Linked DNA regions of Homo sapiens: region 2 is linked to region 1. A link is a contact called in ENCODE Hi-C or POLR2A ChIA-PET data. All regions are on one chromosome and are shown on one strand. The core of a region is the stretch at or near the end of the contact, and the rest is flanking DNA. Distances in the headings are between cores, read along the strand shown.

Region 1 (5,368 bases), core at 1-2,500:
ATTCATCTTTCTCTCTCCACTGATTAAACGGATCCTGCACTACAGGCATAATCGGCTAGTTTCTGCCACCACTCATACATAGGCCTCCAACGCACTCTACAAGCCAGGGCTACACTGCCTAGAAATCCGCACTGTGTCACTGCATAAGGCAGTTTCCCACTGCACACATCCAGAAGAATAAAGTCACCTAAGCACTCTTGTCAGATCTTAGCAAGGCTGCAAAATGACAGGAGTTGCTAACCAAATAGCAGGAAGCAAAAATCACCACCTTTAAAAATCATTTAAGCAGTTTTCCTTTCCGCCATCTCACTTCCCTCCTCCTCCTCCTCGTCATTCTCTCTCTCTCTCTCTCACACACACACACACACACACACACACACGCACGCACGCACGCACGCAATGCAGTTCATCCCCAGCTTTGCAAGTGACATGCTGGGAGCTCTCTCTGGACAGCCGGCCCAGAACTCATTCAGAGCCCTCAAATACAGACATTCTCACCTGAACACGCCAGGCAACTTCCACCCGCACCATCACCTCCACCCTCCCCGACACACACAGACTCGCCCTCGCAAGCTCTACCCATACCAATCCCCCAGCTGCAGAAAGCCCAGTAGGCTCACTGCAAGCGCAGCACGCGTTACCACTTATAAGCCGAGTTGGGCGGCCTAAGCTTCAGAAACCGCCTCTTCACGCAGCCCACCCCCACCACCCCGGCGCGGCTGGACCCCTGGCCCGCCAGGTGGGATGCGCTACCTTTAGACTGGCAATCTGCACAAAACTTGTTATCCTCCTCCAGCAGCAGGTTGGCCAGGACAGCCTGGTACCGATCCACGTCCTTCACCGACTTGCCTGTCATGGCCAGGGTGCCGGCGGGGGCAGAGGGCGACGCGCCCTCCTCGCCCCCAGAGACCCCTGCCTCAGTCCGGGGTTGAGGACTCCCGGTCCCCCGCCCAGGGGCACCTCCTGAGCGGGGAGAGCCCTCTCCTCCGGCCCCGCCGGACGCCCCTTCCCGGGTCGGGGGCGTCCGTCCCCCACTCCGCAGCCCCTCGGCGCGGCGCCCCTTGGCGGGCTTAGGGACAGGCCCGCCTCCAAGAGAGGCTGCGGGGCCAGAGACCCTCAGCCCAGGCAAAGGCGGACCACGAGCCTCCTGGGTGCCGGACGCAGATGACCCTCTGGCCGGCCTGTCTGCTGGCCTTGCGTCCCGCGCCTCGGTTTCCCTGGCAGCTGCCGTCAGCTCCGCTACCACCTCCACCGCCTACTTCCGGCAGCTCTTCCTCCCCACCTCCACCCTGCCCAGCTCGCGCATGCGCCCCGCCCCCACCGCGCCGCACTGGGCTCTTCCTTCAGCTCCGCCTCTCGGGAACCAATCCGTGGAGAAGCGGGGGGCGGGCCTTGGGTGGGGGCGGAGGGAAGGGGTGGGCACGCCCCCTGCGTGTCCTTGGAAGAGAATGAATGGAGCCTGGTAGAAAGGGAGTGGAGGGAATGGAAGAAAGTGAAGGAAGACAACAACTAACATTTACTGAGCTCTTACTATGCGCTAGGCACTGTGTTAAGCGCTTTGCATGAACTATCCCAACATAATCCTCACAACGACCCTATGATCATCCTTATGTAACCTGAGGGTTGTTGATACCCCAAAGTCCTCCAGCTTGTTTTTTCCAACAGCCAAATATAAGAGTCCAAGCCCCTAACCCAGGATATAGGAACGTCACCCCCTCCCCACATTTTCAGAGGACTCTGGTCACCTCTCACTTGGAATACCTGCTCCCACTAATACTCATTAGCTCTCCTCTGTGACTCCTGCCTTTTTGGATATTGTTTGGCCTGGTGCCCAGACAGTTTGTTTCTTCTTCCATTTCTTAAATTCTCACAAAACAGCGAGTTTTTTGTGGCAGACTTTTACTGAACGTTATTTGGGAAGGGTGGGGGACAGTGATTAAAGCATAGCACACAACAGGCAACTCCTTAAAAATGATTATTAAACATCATCATCCAAAGCCACCGTTGCTACAGATAATTTCTCATTGGCTGTCCTTTTCCTTAGGGATCCACCTGCCATCTGGCTTGTGTTTTCATTCACTCATTCATTCATTCATTCACTGAGCACGATGTTACTGAGAAATTTCTAAGTATCAGGCACTGTACTAGGGGAGAGGGAAACAGCATGATCCGATTTGTGGTTTTAAAAGGTCACTCTGGCTGCCATGGAAATAATTAATCAGGGAAGATAGTAAGCAGATGCTAAGAGTTATCTAAACTCTGGTGAAACCCTCTCCTCCATTTCTTTACTTTCTCCCAAGACCAGGATCCCCTCAAAGCTTTCATCTCATCAGAGGAAAACTAAACATTTCTATTACTTTATTAATCACAACAATTAAATTTTCTGGCTAAGCCTCTTCCCTTCTAGCCATGCCTAGGGGACTTGACTTTTAAAAACACACAAGTTCATTGGGGTGTTTTTCCTCAGAAAACCCATCCAAGTAGGTATTACCATAACCATTTTTCAGTTGAAATAGACAGTCAAGATTAACTAGTTACTGGGTGTGGTGGCACATACCTGTAGTCCTAGCTACTCAGGATGCCAGAGCCAGAGCATCACTTGAGCCCAGGAGTTGGAATCCAGCCTGGGCAACACAGTAAGAACCACCCCTCCAACCCCCAATGTACCCCGTTACCCTGTCTCAAACAACAACAACAACAACAAAACCCAGTTAATTGCGGTGAGTGGTGATTGTACCTTAGTTCAAGCCCTCCCCATCTTCATCTCCTCACTCTGCAAATAGCCTTCCTGCCTTAGTCTAAATCTGGTTAAATTAATCCTTCACCGTGCTCTCTAGAGGGAGCTTTTAAATGCCAATTCTGATGGACTCACACTTCCTGCTTAAAAAATCCTTTAGTGGCTCTCCATTGCCTATGGCAGTGTTTCTCAAATTGTTCCCACCTAGTGAGAGATCTCATGGCTTTGTGGTTAAGCACACAGACTCTGGGGCAAGAATGCTTAAGTTTAAATCTTCAGCTTTTACCACCTATTATCTGTGTGACTTTGAGCAGGTTACTTAGCCTCTTGGTGCCTCAGTTATTTCATCTATAGAATGGGAATGATGATAACATTAATAGTACCTATTTCACAAGATTATTATGAGGCTTAGCTGAGATAATGCCTGTAATATAATTAGAACAGCCCTTGGTAGATAGTGAATGATAGACAATTAGCGCTCTTCACTAAATATTTCTGGCGTTTTGCCTTCTGAGCACATGGTAGGATTTTATTTCCTGGCCTTCAAGTGATTGGGAAAGACCAATGAGTTTGAGCAGAAAGGATGGATTACTTTGTCTCTGAAGCATTTATTTGTTGCTTTGAGCCTCTTGTGCTTCTCTTTCCCTCTGGCATGGCAACTATTGATGCTGAAGATGTTGGTTGCTCTATTAGCCTGGATTTCTGTGTAGCTGATAAACAAGAGCTCTCTGCCAGCCCATAGAGGATAACTTAGCATAAGCAAGAAATAAGCATTGTGTTGCCATTGAGTTTTGTTTGTTTACCACTGTATAAGCTAGCCTATCCTAGCAGATACATCAAGTATTAGCTCTTTTTATTATCATTACTAATAGCAGAGTAAAGTGAGTGCATAGCCCAGGGTCTGAGGATATAAACAAAGCAAACTGCTCCTCCCAAGTACACATTTTTTTTTTTGAAGTCTTGAATTTTGCTTTGACTAGTCTTGCAAAAATGTTCACTCTGTTCCATCATGCACATGTTATCTTATCATAAAACTGTTTCCACATTAGTTATAAAATTTTTTTTTTTGAGACCGAGTCTCGCTCTGTCGCCAGGCTGGAGTGCAGTGGTGCGATCTCGGCTCACTGCAACCTCCGCCTCCCAGGTTCAAGCAATTCTCCTGCCTCAGCCTCCCAAGTAGCTAGGACTACAGGCACGTGCCACCACTCCTGGCTAATTTTTTGTATTTTAATAGAGGCAGGGTTTCACCCTGTTAGCCAGGATGGTCTCAATCTCCTGACCTCGTGACCCGCCCACCTCAGCCTCCCAAAGTACTAGGATTACTGGCATGAGCCACCGCGCCTGGCCAGTTATAGAATTTTCTTTTCTTTTTTTTTTTTTTTTATTATACTTTAAGTTTTAGGGTACATGTGCACATTGTGCAGGTTAGTTACATATGTATACATGTGCCATGCTGGTGCGCTGCACCCACTAACTCGTCATCTAGCATTAGGTATATCTCCCAATGCTATCCCTCCCCCCTCCCCCTACCCCACCACAGTCCCCAGAGTGTGATATTCCCCTTCCTGTGTCCATGTGATCTCATTGTTCAATTCCCACCTATGAGTGAGAATATGCGGTGTTTGGTTTTTTGTTCTTGTGATAGTTTACTAAGAATGATGATTTCCAATTTCATCCATGTCCCTACAAAGGACATGAACTCATCATTTTTTATGGCTGCATAGTATTCCATGGTGTATATGTGCCACATTTTCTTAATCCAGTCTATCATTGTTGGACATTTGGGTTGGTTCCAAGTCTTTGCTATTGTGAATAATGCCGCAATAAACATACGTGTGCATGTGTCTTTATAGCAGCATGATTTATAGTCATTTGGGTATATACCCAGTAATGGGATGGCTGGGTCAAATGGTATTTCTAGTTCTAGATCCCTGAGGAATCGCCACACTGACTTCCACAATGGTTGAACTAGTTTACAGTCCCACCAACAATGTAAAAGTGTTCCTATTTCTCCACATCCTCTCCAGCACCTGTTGTTTCCTGACTTTTTAATGATTGCCATTCTAACTGGTGTGAGATGGTATCTCATTGTGGTTTTGATTTGCATTTCTCTGATGGCCAGTGATGATGAGCATTTTTTCATGTGTTTTTTGGCTGCATAAATGTCTTCTTTTGAGAAGTGTCTGTTCATGTCCTTTGCCCACTTTTTGATGGGGTTGTTTGTTTTTTTCTTGTAAATTTGGTTGAGTTCATTGTAGATTCTGGATATTAGCCCTTTGTCAGATGAGTAGGTTGCGAAAATTTTCTCCCATTTTGTAGGTTGCCTGTTCACTCTGATGGTAGTTTCTTTTGCTGTGCAGAAGCTCTTTAGTTTAATTAGATCCCATTTGTCAATTTTGTCTTTTGTTGCCATTGCTTTTGGTGTTTTGGACATGAAGTCCTTGCCCATGCCTATGTTCTGAATGGTAATGCCTAGGTTTTCTTCTAGGGTTTTTATGGTTTTAGGTCTAACGTTTAAATCTTTAATCCATCTTGAATTGATTTTTGTATAAGGTGTAAGGAAGGGATCCAGTTTCAGCTTTCTACATATGGCTAGCCAGTTTTCCCAGCACCATTTATTAAATAGGGAAT
Region 2 (5,214 bases), core at 2,715-5,214, 970 kb after region 1:
GCAGCAGCAGCGGCCGCGGGTCTGTCGGAGGGGCTCGCTCAGCACGGCCCGCTTCCCCGCGCCATGCCGCGCGCCCCGAGGGCCAGGGTCGCCTCACCGCAGGCTGCAGGTGGCTCCCGGCCGCGCCAGCCTCAGGTCCCGCGCTCAGGAAGTTAGTTTGTCCCTCCGGCAGCTGAGTCCCGAGTGCTGTGGGCGCCGCCTCGCCCGCCGCCGCCAGTCCCCGGCCCGCAGCCGCCACGCCGTGGGCTGCATGACAAGCAGCCGCCTCTATTCTCCACCACGCCGCTGGCCCCGCGGCCCCGCCGTCCTCCCCGCCCGCAGCTGTCACGGTCCCGGCATGCAAACTTCTGGCTGGGAACAAAAGGCTCCGCTAGGGTCGGGCGGGGGGCGAGTCCTCCTCCCCCGCGCAGCGCGACCCGCTAGCTCGCTAGCTCGCTGGAAGTGCTCGGCTGGCGGGCGGCTCTCCTCCCCCTTCCCCGCGCCGCCGCGCTGCGCCGCCCCGCCCGGGCAGCCCCCTGGAAGCCAGGGAGCGCGCGACGCGGAGAGCACAGGAAGGAGGACGAGGGCGGGGGCGGGGCCCGGCGGGGGCGGGGCCGGGGAGAGGAGCGACTCCGAGAGTGGAGGGAGCGGTGGAGAGGATTGGAGGCTGAGGCGCCGAAGGAGGGGCTTCTGCGGGATTCGGAGCGAGAGACCCGGGACGCCAGCCGTTCGGCTCCCGCAGCCCACGCCCACCGCGCCCCGGGGCCAGAGGGGAACGCCCCGCCCCCGGAGAGGGCGCAAGGAGAGGAACGGAACCCGCGCGAGTCTGGGCTGCGCGGCGCAAATCCCCTGACAAAGGAAAGCCCCGCCCTCCTCCCGCTGGCCCGGCCCCTCCCGCCCCTGTCTCGCTCCAACCGGCCCGGCTCCGAGCCCAGCCCAAAGGCGAACGAATCCAGAAAGGGCGCCCGCGCTCCCCCAGCTAGCCGGCTCTGGCGACGGCCACTCGAGTTCCCGTGTGCCGGCAGGTCGCGCCGGCTGGGGTAGGCCGCCTGCATCGCTCTCGGCTCCATCTCTGCCGCCAAAGGCTGTCCCTGCTCCTTCCAGTGTCACCTTTAGCGCGCCCCTTGCCGGACCGAAGAACACTCCAGCCTTAAACCCGGCACTTTCCCGGTGTCCCAAAGGAATTCGGTCACGCTCAGAGACCAAAGTTATTGGATAACTCTAGGCACATTCTACCTTCCCTCTCCCCCTTCTCAAGTATATCAAGTCCTGGTCAATTCTCCCACCAGGATTTCTCTGCTCACAGACCTGAGTGGTATCAATGACGGAAGAAAATGGGGTGTTGGGGGAGGTGGGGATGCCAACAGCTGAGCCCTACGACCAAACACCTGGGTCCTTTATAGTTGCGCACAGCCAAGGAAACCTGAGCCTCCTTGGACCAGATGAAAAGCATGGGTATTTCAAATCTCAAATAGAAAACACTAGAGAAAAGTCGCTCACAATCCCGTCGTCCACGGCCTTTGGCTTTTAGAAAAGCCACTTGGTCACCTGGTGACTGTTAAACAAAGAAAGTACAAAGGGCAACCCAGGAAACTGTCCACCAGAGGCAGCTGCATCTCTGAACGGGTCCAATACTCTGTTCTATTTGTGATGGCCATTCTCTGATTTTATGAAGGAAAAAAACATCTATTAAAATTCGGAATCTCTGTCGGACCATGTGGTCAATATATACCGCAAAACTTATGGAAAAGTTATTTCTATCCTTTACACAAACAGTAAGTGAAACCAACACCTGGTGTATGAAGATCTGGCACTGAAACCTTGAGCTGAGCCTTAGGCTTACTTAGGGAATCAGACTGGTCCTTGGCAAAAATGAGAAGTGCGCTGAAGCCTGTAATCGGAATTAGGCAACTAAAAGACCTTTCTCTGGTAAAATGCTTTACACTTCATTTCTCACTTCAACAACGGCTGCTGATCAATTCTACCCACTCAAATCCAAAAGACTCTGCCCATCTGTAAACTGAAAGGGGTGGGGAGGCCGACTAGGTTGTGTCTTGACACCCTTTCTAGTTTTAATATTTTTTAGTTCTAAAACTTTTAAAGGCACTGCCCCAGAATCCTGTGTCCTCTTGGTCGTATACTGCCAAGACACTAGAAACCCTGTCCTATGAAGAACAAACAGTGCAAGACCCAATAATGTCTGACCTAGAGAAAGTTCTAGGAGATGTAATTAGCATGAAGTATCTGAAGGGCTGAGACGTGGGAGGAAGGAAACTTGTTCTGGGTATCTCCTTAAGCTGGCACACTAAGATGTGAGATTTAAAACCAACAAAGAGCTTCTCACAGCTATTCAAAGAATAGAGTGTCCCCTAAACTGGTGACTTTCCTGACCCTGGAGGTGTTTGAGCAGAAATTCAAGCAATCACTTGGCAGAGATTTGGGAAAACAGATTTACAAATCTTCTGCAGTTTGTTCAGATGAATTTTAAAGTCCTTTCTAACTCTGATACACTGTAATCCTAAGGACTGACAGCTTACAGATCTGATACTTAACAGTTTAGGGAATCCAGGTTTTAATTTTCCTTTAATTATTCAGCACAACTGGAAAAACTCAGGGAAGGAAAGATCAATTTTACTAGCAAATATCCCTGGCCAAATACATTCACTTAAGTGTTCAGATATCATAACAGACTGTTTAGCATGCCAGGGCCCCTCTGGTTGGAAGAATCTGAGGAATTCTGGCTCTGGATGAAACATGGGTGGTTATTCTATTATAAAGAATGTTTTTTTTTTTTTTTTTTTTGAGTGAGACTCTGTCTCACTCTGTCGCCTAGACTGGAGTGCAGTGGCGCAATCTTGGCTCACTGCAATCTTTGCCTCCTGGGTTCAAGCGATTCTCCTGCCTCAGCCTCCCCAATAGCTGGGATTACAGGCATGCGCCACCGCACCCAGTTAATTTTTTGTATTTTTAGTAGAGATGGGTTTCACCCCTTGTTGGCCAGGCTGGTGACCTGACCTCAGGTGATCCACTCACCTCAGCCTCCCAAAGTGCTGGGATTACAGGCGTAGCTACTGTTCCCAGCCATAAAGAATTATCTTGATGTGGAATCACAAACTTCATGAACAGAAATTCCTTTACTGTTTCCTCACCAAGTCAGGTATCAACCAATCCAGACTTTTCTTAAATAATTCCCTCCCATGTCTATCTACCAATATTCTTACTACTCTCATCAGTGATCCATATAAATAAATAAATGGAGCATTCCTACGACTATGAAATTCAGATTCGAATTACTTATTATCTGCAGTCACACTCTCTCTAATTAGGGTGTTAGGAAAACAAATTTAAATACAACCTAAAGAGAAATTACATATAGTAATCTAATCCTCCCACCGCACCTCCAAAAAAACCCCAGAACCCAAAGCCAAAGAATACTTTCTGAGTGCTTTGCTCTTTTTAAAAAATCATCAGTATGTGTTTAGAAATAAATCAAGAGAGGAAGCACAAGTTCTCCTCCATGTCTTAATTTTTATCTGTTCATGAGTTTCTCCTTAGTTTAGGTATGTGAAACTCTGCCAATAGCCATCTCAGGGACTGAAATAAATACCTGATACAGCTTTCCACCTCTTGTTGCCCTGATAGCTACAAAAAAAAAAAAGCATCTGTTCATTTCACATGCTGTGTATAAACTTTTTAAAAGAGAAATACAGGGAGCTCCAGAGACCCTCTTCAGATATTTCCCCCACCCCTGTAACCACAAACATATGCACTGAAGCCAAATTTCAAATGAGTTTCCGGTTAATTGATTACAGAGTTCAAAGAATTCTCTACTCATTTTGAAATTCCCAAGTACAGAATTTGGTGTTAGATTTTCCTTCAGTGAACTTAGAAGAAAGAAAAATCCTGGCCCTTCCAGCTCCTTCCTGCAGTCTTCCTAATGAAAGACAGCCGGGTGGAGTCTCCTCACACCCTAACATAGCTCCCTTTCCAAGTTTTGGACCTGGCATCCTGCCCTTGTCTGCTCCAGACCTAAAATGCCAGCCCTCTGGGACAATCTGGAGACCCCAGATTCACACTTCCCTAGATTCTATGATGCCTTATCACCCACCTTGATGGGTGCTCTCTCTTGGAAGACTAATTCTGAGTAGAAGAGGATACAGAGGACTGGTTGGATCTTGCTCATTTTAAATCTACACAATGCCTTTCATCTTAGGATCTTTAGATTTTACAAGCATTATTTAGTAGCAAGTAGAAACTCCACAGTATTAGTCTGTACCTGTTGGGCATCAGTCACTGCCATCCTTTGGTACTTTTATTATTATAAACATGGCTACGGAGTGGCTCATAAAGCAACATAGCATGACACGAAGTTTGCTTTAAGTGGGATACTAAGGATTTTGATGCTATTTGAGCTCTCATGTACTCGTGAACCCATGAGAAAACTTTCCACACACTCTGCAGGAACTCTCATGACCCCTGTAAGCCCTTTCCTGCCTGTAGACTTTCCAAAAGACAGTGTATTAATCCCTCTTTTTAGACTAATGGTCACCAAAACCATGGTGATGACAAAATCATGGGGCTTTGCAAGTTAGAAAAGACCTGACAGAAGGGTGGGAAGAAGGAAGGCAGGAGGTATCAGAGAAGGCTTTATGGAGGGAATCACATTTACTCATTAGGATTTCAGATATACAGAGATGGCAAAGACAAATATTTCTAAGTAGAGAGCTGAAGGCAGGACTCTAAAGAAGCAAATTCTGGCTGGGCTCAATGGCTCACACCTGTAATTCCAATACTTTGAGAAGCTGAGGCAGGGGTATCCCTTGAGGCCAGGAGTTCAAGACTAGCCGAAGCAACATTGCAAGACACTCGTCTCTACAAAAAGTTAAAAAATTGGCCAGGCATGTGCATCTGTAGTCCTAGCTACTTGGGAGGTTGAGCTGAGAAAATCGTTCAGCCCAGGAGTTCAAGGTTACAATGAGCTGTAATTGTGTCATTGCACTCTAGCCTGGCGACAGAGTGAGATCCTGTCTCCAAATTTTTTTGTTGTTGTTGTTAATTTTTTTTTTTTTCCAGACAGGGTCTCACATTGTCACCCAGGCTGGGGTGCAGTGACACGATCTCGGTTCACTGCAACCTCCACCTCCCAGGTTTAAGTGATTCTCCTGCCTCAGCCTCCCAAGTAGCTGGGATGACAGGTGTGCACCACCATGCCCAGCTAATTTTTGTATTTTTAGT

What was found. Hi-C counts contacts between places; a loop is a spot of excess contacts on that map. ChIA-PET counts read pairs that join two places held with the same protein, here RNA polymerase II (POLR2A). Pooled maps may share reads with other maps.
Region 2: a loop to region 1 is called in a pooled map, with 2.4 times the contacts of the local background. The contact joins the enhancer-like site here to the promoter of SMAP2 in region 1. A Hi-C loop is called at or near these places in 4 of 50 pooled maps. POLR2A ChIA-PET finds 5 or more read pairs at or near these places in 2 of 52 experiments (PC-3 and activated CD8-positive, alpha-beta T cell).

The regions. Positions count from the first base shown.
Region 1 is chr1:40,369,609-40,374,976 of GRCh38, reverse strand. SMAP2 (small ArfGAP2) reads right to left here and starts at 1,250. Exons shown (of 10, transcript NM_022733.3): 1 at 754-1,250. The coding sequence starts at 856. RefSeq lists an enhancer at 493-992 and silencers at 978-1,117, 1,188-1,507.
Region 2 is chr1:39,404,306-39,409,519 of GRCh38, reverse strand. The region is part of intron 58 of MACF1 (microtubule actin crosslinking factor 1); the gene reads right to left. Among named protein-coding and RNA genes, the nearest start is that of BMP8A, 85 kb to the left of the region's middle. RefSeq lists silencers at 148-377, 388-997. Within about 2 kb of position 3,964, at least 3 of the 41 ENCODE cell types and tissues checked have a DNase peak (open chromatin) inside an H3K27ac peak, as active enhancers do.